Linked DNA regions of Homo sapiens: all the other regions are linked to region 3. A link is a loop called in an ENCODE intact Hi-C map of the cell type or tissue named here. Cell type or tissue: PC-9. All regions are shown on one strand. Links, peaks and the distances in the headings refer to the core of each region. The heading gives the core; the rest is flanking DNA. Region 1 has its middle 5.7 kb from the start of NLRP7. Region 2 holds the start of ZNF628 (zinc finger protein 628). Region 3 has its middle 4.4 kb from the start of RDH13.

Region 1 (7,872 bases), core at 1,956-4,455, 120 kb before region 3:
AAAAAAAAGATGGCCAGGCGCAGTGGTTCATGAATGTAATCCCAGCACTTTGGGAGGCTGAGGCGGGAGGACTGCCTGAGTCCAGGAGTTCAAGACCAGCCTGGGCAATATGGCGAGACTCCCTCTCTGAAGAAAAAGAAAATAAAAACAATAAAAATAAATTATATTCTAGCTGACAAAAAGAGAGAGAGAGTATATTTTGTTAAAACATTTGGCCTTTAGTCCTAGAGCAGCTATGGAGAGATAAACATGAAAGAGGTATCTCTTGTTATACATACCCAGGCCCTGCAACCACACCTGAGTTTATGTAAATGAGGTGACTTTTGGAAAGCCCCTAGATAACCCCACAAGTGCGAGGGACTGGCTGCCAAAGAAACCGTCAGTGATTAGACATTGGGAACTTTCAGCCCCAGGCTCCAAGTGGCCTCCAGGGAGGGGAGAGGGGCTGAAGGTTGAATTGATTATGAACTGCCAGCTATGTGATCAGCATTGCCCACCTAAGGAATCCTCCATAAACCCCAAAAGAAAAGGGTTTGGGCCGGGTGTCCTGTGGCTCATGCCCGTAATCCCAACGCTTTGGGAGGCCTAGATGGGAGGATTGCTTGAGCCCAAGAATTCTAGGCCAGTCTGGACAAAATAGCAAGACCCTGGCTCTACAAAAAATAAAAAATTAGCCAGGCGTGGTGGAGTGCACCTGTAGACCCAGCTACTCAGGAGGCTGAGGCATGAGAATCACTTGAACGCAGGAGACAGAGGCTGCAGTGAGCTGAGATAGCGCCACTGCACTCCAGCCTGGGTGACGGAGTTAGACTGTCTCAAAAAAAAAAAAAACCAGGAAAGAGTTCAGAAGAGCTTCCTGGTTGGTGAACCCGGGTGCATTCGTGTGCCAGGACTGTGGTGCACCCCAGGTCCACAGGGACAGAAGCTCCTGCACTTCGGACTCCTCTAAACCTCCCCCTACGCATCTCTTCCTTGGCTGTTCATTTGTATCCTTTAAAATATGAAAGGGCGGGTTGCCCCTCCACACCTGTGGGCATTTCTCGTTAGGTGGAAGGAGAGACTTGGAAAAGAAAGAGACACAGACAAAGTATAGAGAAAGAAATAAGGGGACCCAGGGGACCAGCATTCAGCATATGGAGGATCCCGCCAGCTTCTGAGTTCCCTTAGTATTTATTGATCATTTTGGGGTGTTTCTCAGAGAGGGGGATGTGGCAGGGTCATAGGATAATAGTGGAGGGAAGGTCAGCAGATAAACACGTTAACAAAGGTCTCTGCATCATAGACAAGGTAAAGAACTAAGTGCTGTGCTTTAGATATGCATACACATAAACATCTCAATGCCTTACGGAGCAGTATTGCTGCCCGCATGTCCCACCTCCAGCCCTAAGGCGGTTTTCCCCTATCTCAGTATATGGAATATACAATCGGGGTTTACACCCATACATTCCATTGCCCAGGGACGAGCAGGAGACAGATGCCTTCCTCTTGTCTCAACTGCAAAGAGGTGTTCCTTCCTCTTTTACTAATCCGCCTCAGCACAGACCCTTTACTGGTGTCGGGCTGAGGGACGGTCAGGTCTTTCCCTTCCCATGAGACCATATTTCAGGCTATCACATGGGGAGAAACCCTGGACAATACCTGGCTTTCCTAGGCAGAGGTCCCTGCGGCCTTCCGCAGTGTTTGTGTCCCTGGGTACTTGAGATTAGGGAGTGGTGATGACTCTTAAGGAGCATGCTGCCTTCAAGCATTTGTTTAACAAAGCACATCTTGCACAGCCCTTAATCCATTTAACCCTGAGTGGACACAGCACATGTTTCAGAGAGCACAGGGTTGGGGGTAAGGTCATAGATTAACAGCATCTCAAGGCAGAAGAATTTGTCTTAGTACAGAACAAAATGAAGTCTCCTGTGTCTACTTCTTTCTACACAGACACAGTTACAATCTGATCTCTCTTTCTTTTCCCCACAAAAATATCCTTTGTAGACCAGGCACAGTGGCTCAGGCCTGTAATCCCAGCACTTTGGGAGGCTGAGGCAGATGGATCACTTAAGGTCAGGAGTTTGAGACCAGCCCAGCCAGCATGGTGAAACTGCGTCTCTACAAAAATACAAAAATTAGCGGGGCATGGTAGTTCAACGCCTGTAATCCCAGCTACTCGAGAGGCTGAGGCAGAATTGTTTGAACCCGGGAGGCAGAGGCAGAGGTTGCAGTGAGCCGAGGTCGCACGACTGCACTCCAGCCTGGGTGCAACAGAGTGAGACTCCATCTCAAAAAACAAAAAACAAAAACAAAAACAAAACAAAAAATGAAAACCCACTTTTAGTAAAAAAAATAAAAATGAAAAAATGTGAATCAGGCTGCACTCTGGCCCACATCCTGGCTGCTGTGTATCACGTGGCTCTAGACACTGCACTTTTGCCTCCTCATCATTGCTGTAGATAGGATTTCTGACAGCAGGGTCATTAGACGAATTTTTTTTTTTTTTTGAGACGGAGTCTCGCTCTGTCGCCCAGGCTGGAGGGCAGTGGCGCAATCTCTGCTCACTGCAAGCTCCGCCTCCCGGGTTCACACAATTCTCCTGCCTCAGCCTCCCGAATAGCTGGGACTACAGGTGCCTGCAACCATGCCTGGCTAATTTTTTTTGTATTTTTAGTAGAGACGCGGTTTCACCATGTTAGCCAGGATGGTCTCGATCTCCTGACCTCGTGATCCTCCCGCCTAGGCCTCCCAAAGTGCTGGGATTACAGGCGTGAGCCACCGCGCCCGGCCCCATTAGACAAATTTGTATCTGCACGGTTCCTACAGATAAACTCTGGGACATTAGAATTATAAGGCTTTTGTTTAAGGATGGTTTCAGATGTTTTTCAGACCTTGAATTCCAGCCAAATAGCTGACACTAACCAGTTTGAAGACCCCAGTGAGGAATGGGATCAGCATGAGAACACTGCGTCTTCATGCCCCTGTCTCCGCCAGCAGTCAGCATGGCCACACTCTGGCCCACACCAAAACACTTAAAAACCCTAGCCCCGGCCGGGTGCAGAGGCTCACACCTGTAACTCCAGCACTTTGGGAGGCCAAGGCAGGTGAATCACCTGAGGTCAAGAGTTCAAGACCAGCCTGGCCAACATAGTGAAACCCCGTTTCTACTAAAAACACAAAAAATTAGTCGGGCGTGGTAGCGGGTGCCTGTAACCCCAGCTACTCAGGAGGCTGAGGCAAGAGAATTACTTGAACCTGGGAGGCGGAGGTTGCAGTGAGCAAAGATCCTGCCACTGCACTCCAGCCTGGGTGACAAAGCAAAACTCCATCTCAAAAAAAAAAAAAACCCTAGACCCAAACTTCTGGGGGAGATGGATTGGAGGTTTCCTCCCATCTCCTCATTCCTCAGCCCTGTGATTAAACTTCCTTCTCTTCTGCAACACAGTGACCCGGCAAATTGACTCACAGCGTGCATTGGGCAACGGACCTACTGTCAGAGGCGTGTAACCAGGGCAACTCCATCTTGAATAGGAGCTGACTAAAATAAGGCTGAGACCTACCGGGCTGCATTCCCAGACAGTTAAGGCATTCTCCAAAAAAAACAAAAATGACAGGCACGGTGGCCCAGCACTTTGGGAGGCCGAGGCGGGTGGATTACCCGAAGTAGAGTTTGAGACCAGCCTGGCCAACACGGTGAAACCCCGTCTCTACTGAAAATACAAAAATTAGTCAGGCGTGGTGGCTCGTGCCTGTAATCCCACCTACTTGCGAGGCTGAGGCAGGAGAATCGCTTGAGCCGGGGAGGCGGAGGTTGCAGTAAAAAGAAAAAAAAAAGCATTCTAAGTCACAGGATGAGATAAGTCAGCACAAGATACAGGTCATAAGGACCTTGCTGATAACACAGGTAGCAATGTAGCAGGACCAGCCACAGACAAAACTCCTCAGACACCGAGTTAAAGAAGAAAGGGGTTTATCCGGCCAGGGGCATCGGCAAGACTCCCGTCTCAAGAGCCGAGATCCCCAAGTGAGCAATTCCTGTCCCTTTTAAGGGCTCACAACTCTAAGGGGGTGTGCGTGAGAGGGTCGTGATCGACTGAGCAAGCAGGGGGTACGTGACTGGGGGCTGCATGCACTGGTAATCAGATCCAAACAAAACAGGATAGGGATTTTCACAGTGCTTTTCTATACAATGTCTGTAATCTATAGATAACCGATTAGGTCAGGGGTCAATCTTTAACTACCAGGCCCAGGGTGTGGCGCCGGGCTGTCTGCTTGTGGATTTCATTCCTGGGCCGCGGGGCTGTCTGCTTGTGGATTTCATTCCTGGGGCGCGGGGCTGTCTGCTTGTGGATTTCATTTCTGCCTTTTAGTTTTTACTTTTTCTTTCTTTGGAGGTGGAAATTGGGCATAAGACAATATGAGGGGTGGTCTCCTCCCTTAGCAATAAAGAATCCAGCCAGGCCGGGCGCGGTGGCTCACACCTGTAATCCCAGCACTTTCGGGGGCTGAGGCGGGTGGATCACACGGTCAGGAGATTGAGACCATCCTGGCTAACACGGTGAAACCATCTCTACTAAAAAAAAAAAATACAAAAAATTAGCTGGGCGTGGTGGCGGGCGCCTGTAGTCCCAGCTACTCGGGAGGCTGAGGCAGGAGAACGGCGTGAACCCGGGTGATGGAGCTTGCAGTGAGCGGAGATCGCGCCACTGCACTCCAGCCTGGGTGACAGAGCGAGACTCCGTCTCAAAAAAATAAAAAATAAATAAAAATAAATAAAGCATCCAGTCAAACTCCATCAAAACCAAGATAGTGACGAGAGTAACCTCTGGTTGTCCTCACCGCTCCACTCCCAGCAGCCCCATGACAGTTTACAAATGCCATGGCAATGTCAGGAAGTTACCCTATGCTGTCTAAAAAGGGGAGGCATGAATAATCCACCCCTTGTTTAGCATATCCATAGAAATAACCATAAAAATGGGCAACCGGCCGGGCGCGGTGGTCACGCCTGTAATCCCAGCACTTTGGGAGGCCGAGGCGGGTGGATCATGAGGTCAGGAGATTGAGACCATCCTGGCTAACACGGTGAAATCCCATCTCTACTAAAAAAAAATACAACTAATTAGCTGGGTGCGGTGGCGGGCGCCTGTAGTCCCAGCTACTCGGGAGGCTGAGGCAGGAGAATGGCCTGAACCCAGGAGGCGGAGCTTGCAGTGAGCCGAGATAGTGCCACTGCACTCTGGCCTGGTGAAAGAGCGAGACTCCGTCTCAAAAAAAAAAAAAAAAAAAAAAAAGGGCAACCGAGGCCGGACGTGGTGGCTTACGCCTGTAATCCCAACACTTTGGGAGGCCGAGGCGGGCATATCACCTGAGCTCAGGAGGTCAAGATCAGCCTGGCCAACATGGTGAAACCCCATCTCTTACTAAAAATACAAAAATTAGCCAGACGTGATGGCAGGCACCTGTAATCCCAGCTACTCAGGAGGCTGAGGCAGGAGAATCACTTGAACTGAAGTGATTCAAGGCAGAGGTTTCAGTGAGCCAAGATCACGCCACTGCACTCCAGCCTGGGCGACAAGAGCAAAACTCCATCTCAAAAAAAATAAGGGCAACTAGCAGCCCTATGGGCTGCTGTCTATGGAGTAGCTATTCTTTTACTCCTTCACTTTCCTAATAAGCTTGCTTCCACTTTACTCCATAGTCTCGCCCTGAATTCTTTCTGGTATGAGATTCAAGAACCCACCATGCCCAGCTCGTCCTTACTTGCTTTTAAAAAATATCATTGGTGGCCGGGCGCGGTGGCTCACGCCTGCAATCCCAGCACTTTGGGAGGCCAAGGCTGGCGGATCACCTGAGGTCCGAAGTTTGAGACCAGCCTGACCAACATGGAGAAACCCCGTCTCTACTAAAATACAAAAAAATTAGCTGGGTGTGGTGGTGCGTGCCTGTAATCCCAGCTACTCAGGAGGCTGAGGCAGGAGAATCACTTGAACCCGGGTGGCAGAGGTTGCAGTGAGCCAAGATCATGCCATTGCACTCCAGCCTGGGCAACAAGAGTGAAACTCCGTCTCAAAAATAAATAAATAAAATCATTGGAATAATTTTCTTCTTTAGGAAGAGCAGCCTTGGGCCAGGCATGGTGGCACATGCCTGGAATCCCCGAACTTTGGGCAGCCCAGGTAGGTGGATTGCTTGAGTTCAAGAGTTCCAGACCAGCCTGGACAACATGATGAAACCTCTTCTTGATCAAATATACAGAATTTCGACTGAGCACAGTGGCTGTAAGCCCAGCATGTTGGGAAGCTGAGGTGGGTGAATCATTTGAGGTCAGACCAGCCTGACTAACATGGCGAAACCCCATCTCTACAAAAAATACAAAAGTTAGCCAGGAGGTCGTGGGCGCCTGTGGTCCCAGCTACTCGGGAGGCTGAGGCAGGAGAATGACGTGAATCCCGGAGTCGTAGGTTGCAGTGAGCCAAGATCGTGCCACTGCACTTCAGCCTGGGCGACACAGCAAGACTGAGGTTGCAGTGAGCTGTGATCCTCAACCTCCTGGGTTCAAGGGATTGTCGAGCCTCAGCCTCCCAAGTAGCTGGGATTATAGACATTCGCTCCCATGCCTGGCTAATTTTTGTATTGCAAAAATGCACTCCAGCCTAGATGACAGGACTGCACTCCAGCCTGGATGACAGAGCAAGACTGTGTCTCAAAAATAAATAAATAAATAAATAAATAGCCAACTGTGATCGTGCATGCCTGTAGTCCCAGCTACTCAGGAGGCCAAGGCAGGAGGATCACTTGAGACTGGGAGGTCATGGCTACAGTGAGCCATGATCTCGCAACTGCACTCCAGCCTGGGCAACAGAGGGAGAGAAAGGAAGGAAGGAGGGAAGGAGGGAAGGAGGGAAGGGAAGGAGGGAAAGGAAGTCAGTCTTGTGGGACAAGGAAGGAAGGAAGGAAGTCAGTCAGTCTTGTGGGACTCAGCCCTGAACCTTTGGGATCTGATGCTGTCCCCAGGTAGGGAGTGTCAGAACTAAATCAAAGGAGAGGACACCCAGCTGGTCTCTGCTGGAGAACTGGTTGTTGGTGGGGAGAAACATACATTTTTGGTGAAGTATTCTGTGTTGAGTGTGAAAGTAGGAAAAACAGGACTGGGTATGGTGGTTCATGCCTGTCATTCCAGGATTTTGGGAGGCCAAGGCAGGCGGATCACTTGAGGTCAGGACTTTGAGACCACCCTGGTGAACATGGCAAAACCCCATCTCTACTAAAAAAAAATACAAAAATTAGCTGGGCGCGGTGGCAGGTGCCTGTAATACCAGCTACTCGGGAGGCTGAGGCAGGAGAATCACTTGAACCCGGGAGGCGGAGGTTGCAGTGAGCTGAGATTGTGCCTTTGCACTCCAGCCTGGGAGACAGAGCAAGACTCTCCCTCAAAAAAAAAAAAAGGCCGGGCGCAGTGGCTCACGCCTATAATATCAGCACTTTGGGAGGCCGAGGCAGGTGGATCACTGACACCCAACACCACGCCTTCTAATTTTTTGCATTTTTAGTAGAAACGGGGTTTCACCATGTTGGCCAGGCTTGTCTCGAACTCCTGTCCTCTGGTGATCCACCTGCCTTGGCCTCCCAAAGTGCTGGAATTACAGGCGTGAACCCAGCAACTTTTCCCCCTTTTATCATACCTTAATTTGCCTCCACCACCCCCAGAAGCTCCAAGTCTCTACGCCTTTTCATTTATGTATGTATGTATTTATTTATTTATTTATTTATTTTATTTTGAGACAGGGTCTCCCTCTATCTCCCAGGCTGCAGTGCAGTGGCGTGATCTTGGCCCACTGCAACCTCCACCTCCCGGGTTCAAGTAATCCTCCTGTCTCAGCCTCCCAAGTAGCT
Region 2 (7,872 bases), core at 2,041-4,540, 400 kb after region 3:
GAACCTGGGAGATGGAGGTTTCAGTGAGCCGAGAGCACACCATTGCACTCCAGCCTGAGCAACAAAAGTGAAACTCCGTCTCGATGAAAGAAAAGAAAAGGGGCCGGACGCGGTGGCTCAGCCTGTAATCCCAGCACTTTGGGAGGCTGAGGCGGGCGGATCACAAGGTCAGGAGATCGAGACCATCCTGGCTAACACAGTGAAACCCCATCTCTACTAAAAATACAAAAAATTAGCCGGGCTTGGTGGCGGGCGCCTGTAGTCCCAGCTACTTGGGAGGCTGAGGCAGGAGAATGGCGTGAACCCAGGAGGCGGAGCTTGCAGTGAGCCGAGATCGGGCCACTGCACTCCAGCCTGGGCGACAGAGCGAGACTCCGTCTCAAAAAAAAAAAGAAAGAAAAGAAAAGAAAAGAGAGGAGAGGAAAGGAGAAGGGAGGGGAGGGGAGGCAATTAAGTTAAACAAGGCCATTAGGGTGGGCCCTAATGCAATCTGACTGGTGTCCTTACAGAAGAGATTAGGACACAGACACACACAGAGGGGCCACCATGGAGGCTCCACAAGGAAGACAAGCGTCTGCAAGCCAAGGGGAGAGGCCTCGGGGGAAAGCAACCCTCCCGACACCTTGACCGCGGACTTCTGTATCCAGAACCGGGAGAAAATAAGTTTCTGTTGTTGGGGCCACTCAGTGTGGGACTTTGCTATGGGGGTCCCAGCAGACTCATATATATAATGAGTGTATTCGCTCTCTACGCTGTGTAAGAAATAGCCACTGATGCAATGGCTTTAAACAACGTACATTCATTATCTCACAGTTCCGTGGCCAGGAGTCCAGCACCGTGGTTTATCTTGGTCCTCTGGTCAGGATCGCTGCAATCCTCGAGTGACCCAGGGCTGTGGTCTCATCTGAGGTTGGGGTCCGCTCCCAGGTTTACATAGCAGCATCCATTTCCGTGCTTCTTTTTTTTTTTTTGAGACGGAGTCTCACTCTGTCGCCCAGGCTGGAGTGCAGTGGCGCGATCTCGGCTCACTGCAAGCTCCGCCTTCTGGGTTCATGCCATTCTCCTGCCTCAGACCCCCGAGTAGCTGGGACTACAGGCGCCCGCCACCACGCCCGGCTAATTTTTTGTATTTTTAGTAGAGACGGGGCTTCACCGTGTTAGCCAGGATGGTCTCGATCTCCTGACCTCGTGATCCGCCCGCCTCGGCCTCCCAAAGTGCTAGGACTACAGGCGTGAGCCACCGCGCCCGGCCTCATTTCCGTGCTTCTGAGGAAGGCATGGAGCCCTGGGTTCACGGCCAGCAGGAGAACCTCAGTGCTTCCCATCTTTGATCTCTAGGTCCAGCTTTAAAGAGCTCCACTGACTAGGTCAGATCCACCCAGGGTAATCTTCCTGTATTAGTCAGGGTTCTCCAGAGAAACAGAATCAATAGGCTATGTCTGTCTATCCACCCATCAATCAACCTATACATCCATCTATTTATCCATAGATTGATCTATGAGGATAGCGATAGATATGAATAGCTACAACAATATAGATACATCTCTCCAGAAAGAGAGTGATTAGAAGGTATTGGTTCATGTGATTATGGAGGCCAAGAAGCCCCATGTTTGCTGTCTGCAAACTGGAGAACCAGAAAAGCCAGTGGTGTAGTTGGAGGGCCTGAGAACCAGGAGCTGATGGAGTAGATTCCAGTGTGAGTCTGAAGGCTGGAGGACCAGGAGGCCCGAGGGCAGGAGAAGATTGATGCTACAGCTCAAGCCTGAGGGCAGGGATGGAGTTCCACCTTCCCCTGAGGCTGAGGCCCACCCACCCTGCGGGAGGCTGCCTGCTTGGCTCACGCTACCAATTAATCTCTTCCGGAAACACTGTCACGGACACACCCAGAATCACGTTTAACCAGGTACCCGCGCATCCCGCGGCCCAGTTCAGTACATGCATAAAATTTAACCGTCACTTTTCCCCTTGATGAACTCAAAGTCCACTAATCAGGATCCTATTTTTTTTTTTTTTAATGAGACAGAGTTTCGCTCTTGTTGCCCAGCCTGGAGTGCAGTGGTGCGATCTCAGCTCATTGCAACCTCCGCCTCCCGGGTTCAAGCGATTCTCTTGCCTCAGCCTCCCAAGTAGCTGGGATTACAGGTGCCCTGCCACCATGCCCTGCTGATTTTTTGTATTTTTAGTAGAAATGGGGTTTCACCATGTTGGCCAGGCTGGTCTCAAACTCCTGACCTCAGGTCATCCACCCGCCTTGGCCTCCCAAAGTGCTGGGATTACAGATGTAAGCCACCGCGCCTGGCCTCAGGATCCTTGATTGCATCTGCCAAGACCCCCCTTGCCTTCACCATATCACATAACCATCACATCCACATGATGCAAAGGCACTCACACAAGGGCACGGGTCCCTGGGGGTCATCGTAGAAGGTAGCAGCCACTCTTAGGGAGGAAATTTAGCATGCATCTGTCCCTGTCCGTTTTTGCACTTAAAATGGAGGAAGGTTTTACCTGTACAGATGGAACCCTGTATATTGTTGCTTCCTCCAGGGAGTCTGCCCTGGTTTCCCCCAGGCTGCGTGAGGAAGGTTTTACCTGTACAGATGGAACCCTGTATATTGTTGCTTCCTCCAGGGAGTCTGCCCTGGTTTCCCCCAGGCTGCGTCAGGAAGGTTTTACCTGTACAGATGGAACCCTGTATATTGTTGCTTCCTCCAGGGAGTCTGCCCTGGTTTCCCCCAGGCTGCGTCAGGAAGGTTTTACCTGTACAGATGGAACCCTGTATATTGTTGCTTCCTCCAGGGAGTCTGCCCTGGTTTCCCCCAGGCTGCGTGAGGAAGGTTTTACCTGTACAGATGGAACCCTGTATATTGTTGCTTCCTCCAGGGAGTCTGCCCTGGTTTCCCCCAGGCTGCACGAGGAGTCTCCCCTGGCTCCCATGTCCTGGGCAGCCTCCATGAGTGCCTGACCGTGCATGTGAGACCTGCTCGATAGGCCTTGGAAGTGGGTGGACTCTGGGGTTGGGCACATTCCTGGTCCAACCACTTCTGGGCTGTAGGAATTCCTTCCTGGTTACAGGACACTACATCACTTCCTGGTTCTGTGGCTTGGCCATGAGACTTCAGAGGGCCTTGCCTTACCCCACTGTGAAATGGGGATCACACCCCTTCTGAGTGGAGAGGCCCGTTAGCTTGGGGCCGGCTGGGGCTGCCACGGGGGCCTTAAGAGATGTCAGAAGGGAGCATCCTGGCCAGGTGCGGTGGATCCCGCCTGTAATCTGAACACTTTGGGAGACCGAGGCGGGTGGATCATCTGAGGTCAGGAGTTCAAGACCAGCCAAATTAGCTGGGCATAGTGGCAAATGCCTGTAATCTCAGCTACTCAGGAGGCTGAGGCAGGAGAATCATTTGAACCCGGGAGGCCGAGGTTGCAGTGAGCCAAGATTGTGCCATTGTACTCCAGCCTGGGCAATAGAATGGGACTCTGTTTCCAAAAAAAAGAAGGAAGCATCCTGAGTCTGTGGGAGGCAAGGGCCTGCCCCCTGGGTCCCCTGTTCCGGGGGATGGCCGGCAACCGGTGACTCCCTTTGCCCGTCCCCTCCGCCTTCAACCTAAAATGCATCTCTGGTTCCTTACCCGACTTGTTTGGAAAAGGACGTTTTATTTTTCATCGCTGGCCCTGGGAATCCAGTCATTACTCCAGATCCCTCCTTCACTCCCTGACCCCACTTTCTGGAGAGGGAGGGAAAGGGAGTGGCAGGTCCCTTCTAAAGCCTTCGGCTGATCCTCCTGGGATGGGGGTGGATGGAGAAGAATCTCCCAAGTGCGTGCAGGGCCTCTGGGCGGAAGTGACAGCACAGTCCCCAGGAAAGGGTGGGTACCTAGAGGGGCTGAATGGTTTACCTGGCTGGCAGGGGGCAGGGCTCAGAGTCTGAGGCTGGGCAAGGAGGCTGATCTAGTTGGGGTGGGGGGAACCGTGCCCCCAAAACACCTGGTGCGGGGTGTTGTTGGCCAGAAACAGAAACGTCTGGGGCCTGCAGGGGTGCAGGGGTGTGCATCCGCGCGTCTGCTTGGTCCTGCGTTTGAGGCTCTGGAGGTCCCCTTGCTGCCCTGGAGCTTTATCCCCCGCTGGGCTTTTCCCTGCAGCACTGAGCAGCGGGTAGTCTGTCTTCTTTGTTACCACTGCATGCCCTGGGAGGTTTTGTGAGCTCACTGGGATGGTGAGTTTTTTATTGGTTTTCCCCCTCCACATTGCTATGACCCAGCTCCCAGGGCAGGACCTGGGGTGGAGCCCTGGTCTGGACTGTGGGTGGGAGCGCTGCTGGGCCTGGAACAGCTGCAGCTGAGGATTCTGTGTGATCTTATCCATGTTTTTGGCTATTTGATTCTGTTTTTGTCTGTTTGTTTGTTTGAGATGGAGTCTTGCTCTGTCGCCCAGGCTGGAGTGCTGTGGCACGATCTCGGCTCACTGCAAACCTCTGCCTCCTGGGTTCAAGCAATTCTCCTGCCTCAGCCTCCTGAGTAGCTGGGACTACAGGCACGCGCCACCATGCCTGGCTGATTTTTGTATTTTTAGTAGAGTTGGGGGGGGGTTTCACCACGCTGGCCAAGCTGGTCTCGAACTCCTGACCTTGTGATCCGCCTGCTTCAGCCTCCCAAAGGCCTGGGATTACAGGCATGAGCCACTGCACCCAGCTGATTCTGTTTACTTGTCAGCATGAGGGACCTGACAACATCCCTTGAAGGGCTACACAGATGTTCCGGGGGGTTAGGAGACAACCCCACCTCCCCATCTGGGTCCCTGAGACTCCTCCTTGGCCTGGAAAGTGCTGGACACAAGGCTGGCCTGAGTTTCCTCCGGTCACTGTCTCCAAGGGGCTGCGAGGCTGTTCTGAAAACAAACCTGTTGAATCCACACCACCTTTTCAGAGACAGCAGGTTGCCCAAGGCCATTGACTTCAAAACCTTTGTTCACCTTCTGGCTGCAAAGTGGGGAATGTTAAGGAGAGTAAGAGCCAGTCTTAGCCATGCCAATCTCTCTTTCTTTTTTTTTGAGAGGGTCTCGCTCTCTTGTCCAGGCTGGAGTGCAGTGGTACAATCTCGGTTCACTGCAGACTTAACCTCCCAGGCTCAAGCGATCCCCTCACCTCAGCTTCCTGAGTAGCTGGGACTACAGGTATGTACACCACAGGAAGCTTATTTTTTGTAGAAATGAGGTCTTGCTGTACTGCCCAGGCTGGGTGTCCCATCCCTTTTGTAATGCCTCTGCGTGGGCAGGTAAATGAGGGGGGCTGAGCTGAGGGCCCCTTTCACTACTGCAGAGACCAAAATGGCCCGAGGCAAGGGGGACGGAAGTGGGATCCGCACCTCTGGGCTTTCCTAGCCTGGCAGCCAGCTGGGCAGTGCATTCCCATCCACGTCTCCACCCTGCATGGCAGCCGCTTTGTGTGGTTAATGCTGACGTGAAAGGAATGTTGGGCTGAGCTGGATGCCAAGGGTTTTTACACGCACGAATGCACGGAGACATCAGCACCAAGACCCTGTAAGGTAGGGGTGGGTCCACACCACCGCAGATCAGCCCTGAGTTCCAGCCTGCTTGTGGACTTGGGAAACGGTGTGGGAGGCTGGAAAAATCCACTCATTCAACAAACAAGTACCGTCTGCTTCTCCATCAGGGCCCATGCTGGTTGTTTGGAATACCTGGGCAGCAAAGACACGAAAGGTCCTCGCTGTCATGGGACATAGATAAATGTCGCTGAGCATGTAAGAGGGACACCACCTAGCACAGGAGGCTTTCCAGTGGGATCTTGCTGGGCAGGGATGGGTTAAGGGTAGAAGGGCCTTCTGGCCTGAGAAACAGCATGCAGAATGGTCTTCAAGCTGAGGGTACTGCCTTTGAGCAGTGGCTCTCAACTAGTGAACATGTGGCAATGTCTGGAGATATTCTTTTTGTTGTTGTTGTTTTTTTTTTTTAACACAGAGTCTCACTCTGTCACCCTGGCTGGAGTGCAGTGGCACGATCTTGGCTCACTGCAACCTCCGACTCCTGGGCTCAAGCGATCCTCTTGCCTCAGCCTCCTGAGTAGCTGGGGTTACAGGTGCCTGCCACCATGCCCGGCTAATTTTTGTATTTTTAGTAGAGACGGGGTTTCACCATGTTGGCCAGGCTGGTCTTGAACTCTTGACCTCAAGTGATCTGCCTGCCTCAGCCTCCCAAAGTGCTGGGATTACAGGTGTGAGCCACCGCGAAAATCTCTATCTGGAGATATTCTGAGCTCTCCTACGGGGTGTGTGGAGCGGGGCTGGGGATGCTACCTGCATCTAGTGAGTGGGGGCCCTAGAGTGTGTAGGACAGTCCCCGCTGCAATGAATCCATCCCAAATGGCACTAGTGCTCTGGTTGAGAAACTGCGTTTAATGACCCTCAGAAAAGCCAGTGTGGCTGGAACGCTGGGTTGGGCGGGGGTTGAGCGTGGAGAGGGGCTTTGGAGCAGCTCGGTCTCCCACTAAAACCCTAGGCCCCACAAGGAGTCTGTGGATTCCAGCCTCCCAGAACAGACCTTTGCCCAGCAGGAACCAGGTTTCTGCAGCGTCTGGATGAGCGTGCACGAAGCACACGCCCGAAAATCCTGAGCACGTGGCTCTACCGAGGGACTGGAAGCGCTCCAGGCCTCGTTTTCCCGCTGGAGCGATTACACCCTGGGGGCGGGGCCCGCTTCACGGGAGGGATTTTTGTACAACCGTGGTGCATGGAAGGATTTTTTTGCAGATGAGAGGGAATCGGGATTAATAAGGGGAACTTGCGACCCCGCGTCTCGAGCTGGCCGTCCCTGGCCTTGGGCTCACCGGGGCCTCGGCCCCCAAGACCTGACAACTGGAGTCCGCGACCACAACTGGGAGAACTACAACTCCCAGGATGCCGCGCACCGCCTGCGCCCGAGCTCGACGAGGCCTCGCACAGCCAATGGGAGGGTCCGGGGGCGGGAACTCGGAGTACGTGCGTTGTGACGCACCGACGGCGACGTCGGGGTTTGTGTGCGCGAGAGGCCGCCGATAAAGGTTGGGTGCCTCGCGCCGGGGGCCGTTGGGAGGGAGTGCGCCCCTGCCCCCCCTCCCCGGTCCCCACAGCTGCACCGCCGCTGCCGGGGCCCCACCTTCCCGTCGACCCCCGCGGGAAGGTCCTGGGGCTGCCACCCTCGTTCCCCCGATTGGGGCCGCAGGTGAGAGACCGGAGGGGGTGGGGGTGGGGGGAGGGACCGGAGGGCGGAGAAGTTGCAGGGGGTGGGGCGGGGGGGGGGGCGTGAAACCGGAAGGGGTACCTTAAAGGGGAGTCACTATTTCACCTCCGACATTTGCCAGCTAGGCCGGGTCCGCCCTCTTAAAGGGCAAGGGGCCACATTGAGAGGGCGGGTCAGGCTTTGCATTTTTACAGAAGCTTTCTGACTTAAAACAATGTTTTTCCCCTAAAAGGCGGTTATCTCATTAAAGGCCAGTGACCGTTTCCCAGACATTGAAGCAAAAACTCCTGAGTCCTGGTTGCTTCAAAGCGATCCCTGGTTTAGCTCAACAAAAGTGGAGATGGGGCTCCAGTGGCAGCATCCCCTTAAAGGGGAGGTCCAGCCTGCTGAACGGGTGTGGCGCGGCCTTTTAAAGGGGATGTCTTCTTGTTAAATGGGACCCCGCTCTTTCAGGGCACGGATATCTCTTTTAAGGAGATGCTGGGGCTTCTCAAAGGCACGTGCAGCTTCTTAGCATCAGTAGGTTTGTTTTTTTTTTTTTTTTTTTTTTCTGGAGACGGAGTCTTGCTCCGTTGCCCAGGCTGGAGTGCAGTGGCGCGATCTAACCTGCTTACATATTAAAGGGTACACTTATCTTTTAAA
Region 3 (7,089 bases), core at 4,090-6,589:
CCAGGAGCAGACACCGCTGGAAACAGGGAAGAATTCAACCCAATCTAACTAGGAGTAAGTTTTCTTCCTCATCAGATGAACTGTCATCTTCTTATATGAGCCCTGCCATAATGGAGATTATACAGGCAGGAAGAGCTATTTTAAGACCTTAGTCAATGGCCGGGCACGGTGGCTCACGCCTGTAATCCCAGCACTTTGGGAGGCCGAGACAGATGGATCACGAGGTCAGGAGATTGATACCAGCCTGGCCAACATGGTGAAACCCTGTCTCTACTAAAAATACAAAAATTAGCTGGATGTGGTGGCACTCACCTGTAGTCCCAGCTACTCAGGAGGCCGAAGCAGGAGCATCACTTGAACTCGGGAGGTGGAGGTTGCAGTGAGCCGAGATTGCCCTACTGCATTCCAGCCTGGCGACAGAGTGAAATTCTGTCAAAAAAAAAAAAACCTTAGGCCTGTAGACCTTAAGCTCTCACCATCTCAAACGTATTAAACCAGTTACACAATGCCAAATGCTGTATAAGAGGCACTTGGAGGAGTCAAATTCATAGAGACAGAAAACAGAGTGGTGGCTGCAGGGGGCTGGAGATGAGATTGGGAAGTCACAGGATTTGTTTTTGTTTGTTTGTTTGTTTTGTTTTGTTTTTTGAGAGACAGTCTCACTGTGTCACCCAGGCTGGAGAGCAGTGGGCGATCTCAGCTCACTGCAACCTCTGCCTCCTAGGTTCAAGCGATTCTCCTGCCTCAGCCTCCCGAGTAGCTGGGGCTACAGGCACGTGTCACCACACCCGGCTAATTTTTGTATTTTTAGTAGAGACGGGGTTTCACCATGTTGGCCAGGTTGGTCTCAAACTCCTGACCTCAGGTGATCCACCTGCCTCGGCCACCCAAAGTGCTGGGATTACAGGCATGAGCCACCGCACCCGGCCGGGAAGCTGTTTTTTAATAGATACAGAGTTTGTTTTGCAAAATAAAAAAAAGACCTGAAGGTGGACGGTGGTGATGGTTGCACAACAATGTGAATATACTTAACATCACTGAATTGTACACTTAAAATGGTTAAGATGGTACATTTTACTTTATGCATAGTTTACCAAACTAAAAATAAAGAAAAATTTTAGACTGGGCATGGTGGCTCATGCCTGTAATCCCAGCACTTTGGGAGGCCAAAGTGGAGAATAGTATGAGCCCAGGAGTTTGAGAGCGGCCTGGACAACACGGCAAAACCTTATCTCTACAAAAAATACAAAAATTAGCAGGTTTGGTGGCACGCATCTGCACCCTCAGCTACTTGGGAGGCTGAGGTGGGAGGTCTGCTTGAGCCCAGGAGGTCAAGGCTATGATGAGCTGTGATTGTGCCACTGCACCCCAGGCTGGGTGACAGAGCAAGACCCCATCTCAAAAATAATAATAATAAATGTTTACATTTAATAACATGGGCAATTGGTTCAGATGTTCATTTTCTCAACCTTGAAAAAAAAACAACACTGTTTTTCCCTGTCTTTTTCTCCTTTTCTGTAAACTGAAATCCTAATATCATTGACTTCCAGGACAGAGATCAGCAAACTTTTTCTACAAACAGCCAGATAGTAAATAATTTCAGCTTTGTGATCCACACAGTGGCTGTTGCACCTCCTCTGCCAGAGGAGCTGGGAAGCAGCCACAGATGATGTGAAAACAAGTGAGCACAGCTGTGTTCCCATAAAACTTTATTTATAAAAATAAGCAGTGCGCCACAGTTCGCCAGCTCCTGTTTGAGAGTCTCTCTCCGATGCCCAGGCTGGAGCGCAGTGATGCAATCTCAGCTCACTGCAACCTCTGCCTCCTGGGTTCAAGCGATTCTCCTGCCTCAGCCTCATGAGTAGCTGGGATTACAGGCGCTCGCCGCCACACCTGGCTGATTTTTGTATTTTTAGTAGAGACGGGGTTTCACCATGTTGGCCAGGCTGGTTTTGAACTCCAGGCTTCAGGTGATCCACCTGCCTCAGCCTCCCAAAGTGCTGGGATTACAAAGCGTGAGCCACTGCGCCCAGCTACCTGTCATTGAATTTGGAAGGATGGCATGAAGTCATTCATAACAAGGACTTAATCCATAGTAAGTGCCAGAACATTGCTGGCTGTTAATATGGTTATTATAAAGAGAACAATGCATGCATATTCCTCCTCTGAGGATCTCCTACCTGATTCCCAGACACACCCAAGGGAGTTAGAACATCTGTTTGGACTCCAGGTGGGCTGTCCACGCCTTTACCATTTTCCTGGTTGTTAACATGTTCCTGATCAGCACTGGGTGCTGTCCCAGGTGCTGAGAGGATTCTCCCACAATGCCCTTTGCTTTCCCCATCAGAGGGTTTATGGCACCCAATTCTCATTCACATTCTGTCTCTCCTTTCTCGTTCTTCTCTATCTCTCCTCTCTCTGTCTCCTTTTCTCTTCCTCTCTCCCTCTCTGTCTTCTCTCCCTCTCTCTCCCTCTCTCTTCCTCTCTCTCTTCCTCTGTCCTCTTTTCTCTCTCTCTCTCCCTCTCTCTCACATCTCTCTTTCCCTTCCTTTCTCTTTCCTCTCTCTTCCTCTCTCCCTCTCCCTCCTTCTGTCTTCCTCTATCCCTCTCTTCCTCTTTTTTCTTCCTCTCTTCTTGTCTCTTTCTCTCCTCTCTCTCTCCCTCTTTCTCTTTCTCTCTCTCTTCCTCTCCCTTCCTCTTCCTCTCTCTCCTTCTTTCTTCCTCTCTCTCTTCTTGTGTGTGTCTCTCTCTCTCTGTTCTCTCTCTCCCTCTCCCCCCAACTCTCTTTCCCTACACACATCTTAAGAGGCCTCAGCAGTGTAAGGTAAGTTTAGCGACCCTGTGGCTGTGTAGAGATAAGCAAAGGGGGGCAAGGAGCTCCAGTGGTCCCAGACTCCAGCCATTTGAGTCTTTGCAGCCCAAGCACTGCCCCAGCTTCTTGACAGCCCCAGCCATCACCAAAGGGCACACAGATAAGCTGCCTCCACCAAGGCCTGTGCAGATGGTAGGTTTTTGAGTAAAATAGATATGATCCTTGTCTGAAGCCACTGAGTTTTAGAATAATTTGTTATATGGCCATAGTAACTGGAATGATTGCTGTAGGTTTATTTTATTTTATTCATCCTTGCTGCATGCAACACATGCATGGCTCAGTAACTAGAAGGAAAGAAGAGAAGAAGGGAGGGAGAGGCAGAGGGTGGACAGGAGAGGATGGTAGGAAGGAAAGACAGGAAAGGAGGGTGTTGGTGGCCTTGCCTGCAAGCTGAGCAGACACCACGCAAACAGGTGACCTCCCAGTTAAGATGGAGGGGACTCAGGGCTCAGGAGGGGCAGAAGGTCCCCGTGTCGGAGAGCTGGGCAAGCTTTCTGCAGGAAATGATGGGGATCACGGCCATGTGAGCCGGCAAGATTTCCCTCAGCCAGGGAGGAGACTCCGGGCTGTGGGAACAGCTTAAGCAGAAGGCATGGGACAGGAATGCATATGAGAGATATTGTGGGAGGAGGGAGGGCTGCCTGGGCTGGCATGCAGGGTATGGGAGGGGGTGGAAGGGCTGAGGCGGGAGCCATCAGTAAAAGGACCCAGAGCGCGGCTCCAATGCCATGGTAGGAAGCTTGGCGTTGACTCAGAGGGCGCTGGGTACCGCTGAAGAGTGTTGAGCCAAGGAGGGTCATGTCACGGGCAGATACATGTTTTAGAATTTCTTCTTTTCTGGCTGAGATGTAGAGTATGGACTGGAGAGAAGCACAGGGGACATAGGAAAGGTAGTTCTAGAAAGAGGGGCTGTCCCACCAGGGAAAGTCAACCAACTGTTCCCCAGTATCCATTCCTCCCTTCCAGCTCATGGCACTAAAGCCACTGATTGATTAGCTGGGTGCTATCAATCTCTCTCTCATCTCTCTCTCCCTCTTTCTCTCCCCCTCATCTGTGTCTTTTCTCTCTCTCATCTCTCTGTCTCCCTCTTTCTGTCCCCCTCCTCCGTGTCTCCTCTCTCTCTCTTCTCTGTCTCATATCTCTCTCATTGCTCTCTCCCTCTTTCTCTCCCCCTCCTGTGTCTCCTTCTCTCTCTCTCTTTCTCCCCCATCTCTCTTTCTCTCCCCCTTCCTCTCTTTCTCCTCTCACTCTTCCTGTTTCTCTCTTTCTCTTTCTTCCTCTCTTTCTCCCTGTCTCTCTCTTCCTCTTTTCCTTTGTCTCTCTCTCTCCCCCCAACTCTCTCTCCCTACACACATCTTGAGAGACCTCAGCAGTGTAAGATAAGTTTAGCTACTCCACGGCCTGGCACGGTAGCTCACGCCTTTAATCCCAGCACTTTGAGAGGCCAAGGCAGGCAGATCACTGGAGATTAGGGGTTTGAAACCAGCCTGGCCAACATGGTGAAACCCTGTCTCTACTACAAGTACCAAAAAATTAGCTGGGCATGGTGGCACGCGCCTGTAGTCCCAGCTACTCGGAAGGCTGAGGCAGGAGAATCGCTTGAGCCTGGGAGGCGGAAGTTGCAGTGAGCCGAGACCACACCTCTGCACTCCAGCCTGGGTGACAGAGTGAGATTCTGTCTCAAAAAAAGAAAGAGGAGGCCGGGCACTGTGGCTCAGGCCTGTAATCCCAGCACTTTGGGAGGCCGAGGCATGCAGATCACGAGGTCAGGAGATCGAGACCATCCTGGCTAACACAGTGAAACCCCGTCTCTATTAAAAATACAAAAAAATTAGCCAGGCACGGTGGCGGGTGCCTGTAGTCCCAGCTACTCGGGAGGCTGAGGCAGGAGAATGGCGTGAACCCGGGAGGCGGAGCTTGCAGTGAGCCGAGATCGCGCCACTGCACTCCAGCCTGGGCGACAGAGCAAGACTCTGTCAAGAAAGAAAGAAAAGAAAAGAAAAAAAGAAAAGAATAAAGGGAGGGAGGGAAGGGAAAGGAAGGGAAGGAAGGAAGGAAGGAAGGAAGGAAGGAAGGAAGGAAGGAAGGAAGGGGAGGGGAGGGGAGGGGAAGGGAGGGAAGAAAGGCAGGCCCTGATGTTCAGGGAGCTGAGAGTGAAGTCACCGGCTCCAACCCAGGATCCAAACTCAAGTCTGTCTGGGGTCCTATCCCCGTCACCACCCCCCGCCCCGACCCATCCCCCAGAGACCTGGGAAGGAGCCAGGCTCCTCCGGTTTCAGGAAAGGGCTGCACAAACCACCCCGCCACGATCCCTCCCAGAGAACAAACAGCTCCCGGCCACCGGCAGTCTCCCTCCTCCTCCTGCCAGGCTGGTTCCCAGACCCACCCTCCCTGTGTCATAAGCGCCTCTCCCCGCACTCTCACCAGGGCTGGCTGTTCTCAGAGGAACGCCCAGGAAAAACCTACCCGAACCCCTTTCAGCTGGGAAGGGGACCCGCCTGGGCTTCCTCACCGCCGATGAGACCTCCCTCGTCGTACACTTAGAGCTGCCTGTGTTTTCCTTCCTTCCTTAAGCGGGCTGGGAACTCTAGACACTCAGGGATGGGCCAGCCCATTAGAGTAAGCATTCGGCCACCTCTAGGCTGCTACGGTCACTGCTGCTGTCACCATCAACGTGACTGTCTCACACCTCACTTCCTCCGGCCAGCCACACCCCTGCAGATTTAACCCGCCAGCCTCCCTAAGGTTTCCTCTGCCTGAAATCCTCTCTGCATTCCTGGCTCATTCTCGAAATTGAGGTCAAAGCTCAGATGCCGCCTCCTTCCCTGACCACCCTACCTGAAGCAGCCGCACCTGCCTGCTCCTAGTCACGCCGTTCCTTCACCTGTTTCGTTTCCTCCACAGGGTTTACCACAATCTGAAAGTCTTATTCATGCAGGTGTCTACTTGTTTATCTCCCCACCACACCTACTAGGATGACAATATCACAAGGGCTGGGGTTTCATCTGTCTCCTCCTCCTCTGTATCTCCAGCACATGAAACATGCTTGGCACACTGTAGGTGCTTAAGTATTTGCTACTACATCACTTTGGGATTTTGCATAGGACACTCCCAATGCTTAGAATGTCAATCTTTGCTTCATTGTCCTTGGCAAACTCCTATTCATCCTTTGAAACCCCATCCATTTATCCCTTAACCAGGAAAGGCTTCTGTGCCTCATACAACCACCCATAAAGCTGGATTAGGGCTTTCTCTGGGGACACCCTTGCCCTGTGCCACACTTCCATTAGCGCACATATCCCCCATGAATTGTGCACACCAGCAGGGTCTAGAGTACGGCACACATTTTGTCTCAGGAGCTACGTATTGAATAAATAAATTAATTACTTTTTTTGAGACAAGGTCTTGCTCTGTCACCCAGGCTGGAGTGCAGTGGTGCAATCGTGGCTCACTGTACCTTGACCTCCCAGGTTCAAGCAATCCTCCCACCTCAGCCTCCCAAGCAGCTAGGACCACAGATGCAGGCCACTATGCCTGGCTAATTTTTAATTTTTTTTTTGGTAGGGATGGAATCTCCCTATGTTGCCCAGGCTGGTTTCAAACTCCTAGGCTCAAGGGATCCTCCTGCCTCTGCTTCCCAAAGTACTGGGACTATAGGTGTGAGACGCCACACTCAGCCTCATTATTTAATATGTAAGTAGCTATATCTCTCTGAGACCCAGCCCCATCTAATTTATAACCTCCCTCCTTCTCAAGAACATGCCTCAGCTCCCATTGCCAGGGAATCTGACCTTTCTCCTTGTCATAGGATTTTTTTTTTTTTTTGAGTCAGAATCTCAGTCAGTCACCCAGCCTGGAGTGCATGGCGCAATGGCTCGCTGCAACCTCTGCCTCCCGGGTTCAAGTGATTCTCCTGCCTCAGTCTCCCTAGTAGCTGGGACTACAAGCGCACGCCACCACACCCAGCTACTTTTGTAGAGATGGGGTTTCACCATGTTGGCTAAGCTGGTCTCGAACTCCTGATCTCAAGTGATGGCCTCCCAAAATGCTGGGTAACAGGTGTGAGGCACCACATCCGGCTGTCATAGGAATTTGTCAGCAAATCCTACAGACTAGAGGATGTGTGTTGGGTGGTGTGGGGGTGGGGATAACGGAGGAGATGGGGGGTGAGCTCTTCAAGCCCCAGGGGAGAATTCTGTTCCGTTCCTGGGACATCC

The links. Hi-C counts contacts between places; a loop is a spot of excess contacts. Peaks named below come from ENCODE experiments on the same cell type or tissue, not always from the same donor. Only the 100,000 strongest peaks of a DNase experiment are listed, where the experiment ranks them.
Region 1: a loop joins it to region 3, with 2.7 times the contacts of the local background. A loop is called at or near these places in 1 of 110 quality-filtered maps.
Region 2: a loop joins it to region 3, with 2.6 times the contacts of the local background. A loop is called at or near these places in 2 of 110 quality-filtered maps.

What each region holds. Positions count from the first base shown.
Region 1 is chr19:54,949,283-54,957,154 of GRCh38, forward strand. It overlaps a transcript of NLRP7 not described here. Among named protein-coding and RNA genes, the nearest start is that of NLRP7, 5.7 kb to the left of the region's middle. RefSeq lists enhancers at 1,340-2,030, 2,721-3,410. In PC-9, for the core only: no CTCF peak of the experiment used is centred there; a DNase peak (open chromatin) is centred at 3,459; H3K4me3 peaks cover 880 bases; H3K27ac peaks cover 1,727 bases.
Region 2 is chr19:55,469,596-55,477,467 of GRCh38, forward strand. ZNF628 (zinc finger protein 628) reads left to right here and starts at 7,022. Exons shown (of 3, transcript NM_033113.3): 1 at 7,022-7,212. RefSeq lists silencers at 7,088-7,287, 7,420-7,743. In PC-9, for the core only: no CTCF peak of the experiment used is centred there; a DNase peak (open chromatin) is centred at 3,026; H3K4me3 peaks cover 1,608 bases; H3K27ac peaks cover 1,670 bases.
Region 3 is chr19:55,063,984-55,071,072 of GRCh38, forward strand. It overlaps a transcript of RDH13 not described here. Among named protein-coding and RNA genes, the nearest start is that of RDH13, 4.4 kb to the left of the region's middle. RefSeq lists a silencer at 2,175-2,375. In PC-9, for the core only: a CTCF peak has its summit at 5,428; DNase peaks (open chromatin) are centred at 5,248 and 5,678; H3K4me3 peaks cover 1,528 bases; H3K27ac peaks cover 2,457 bases.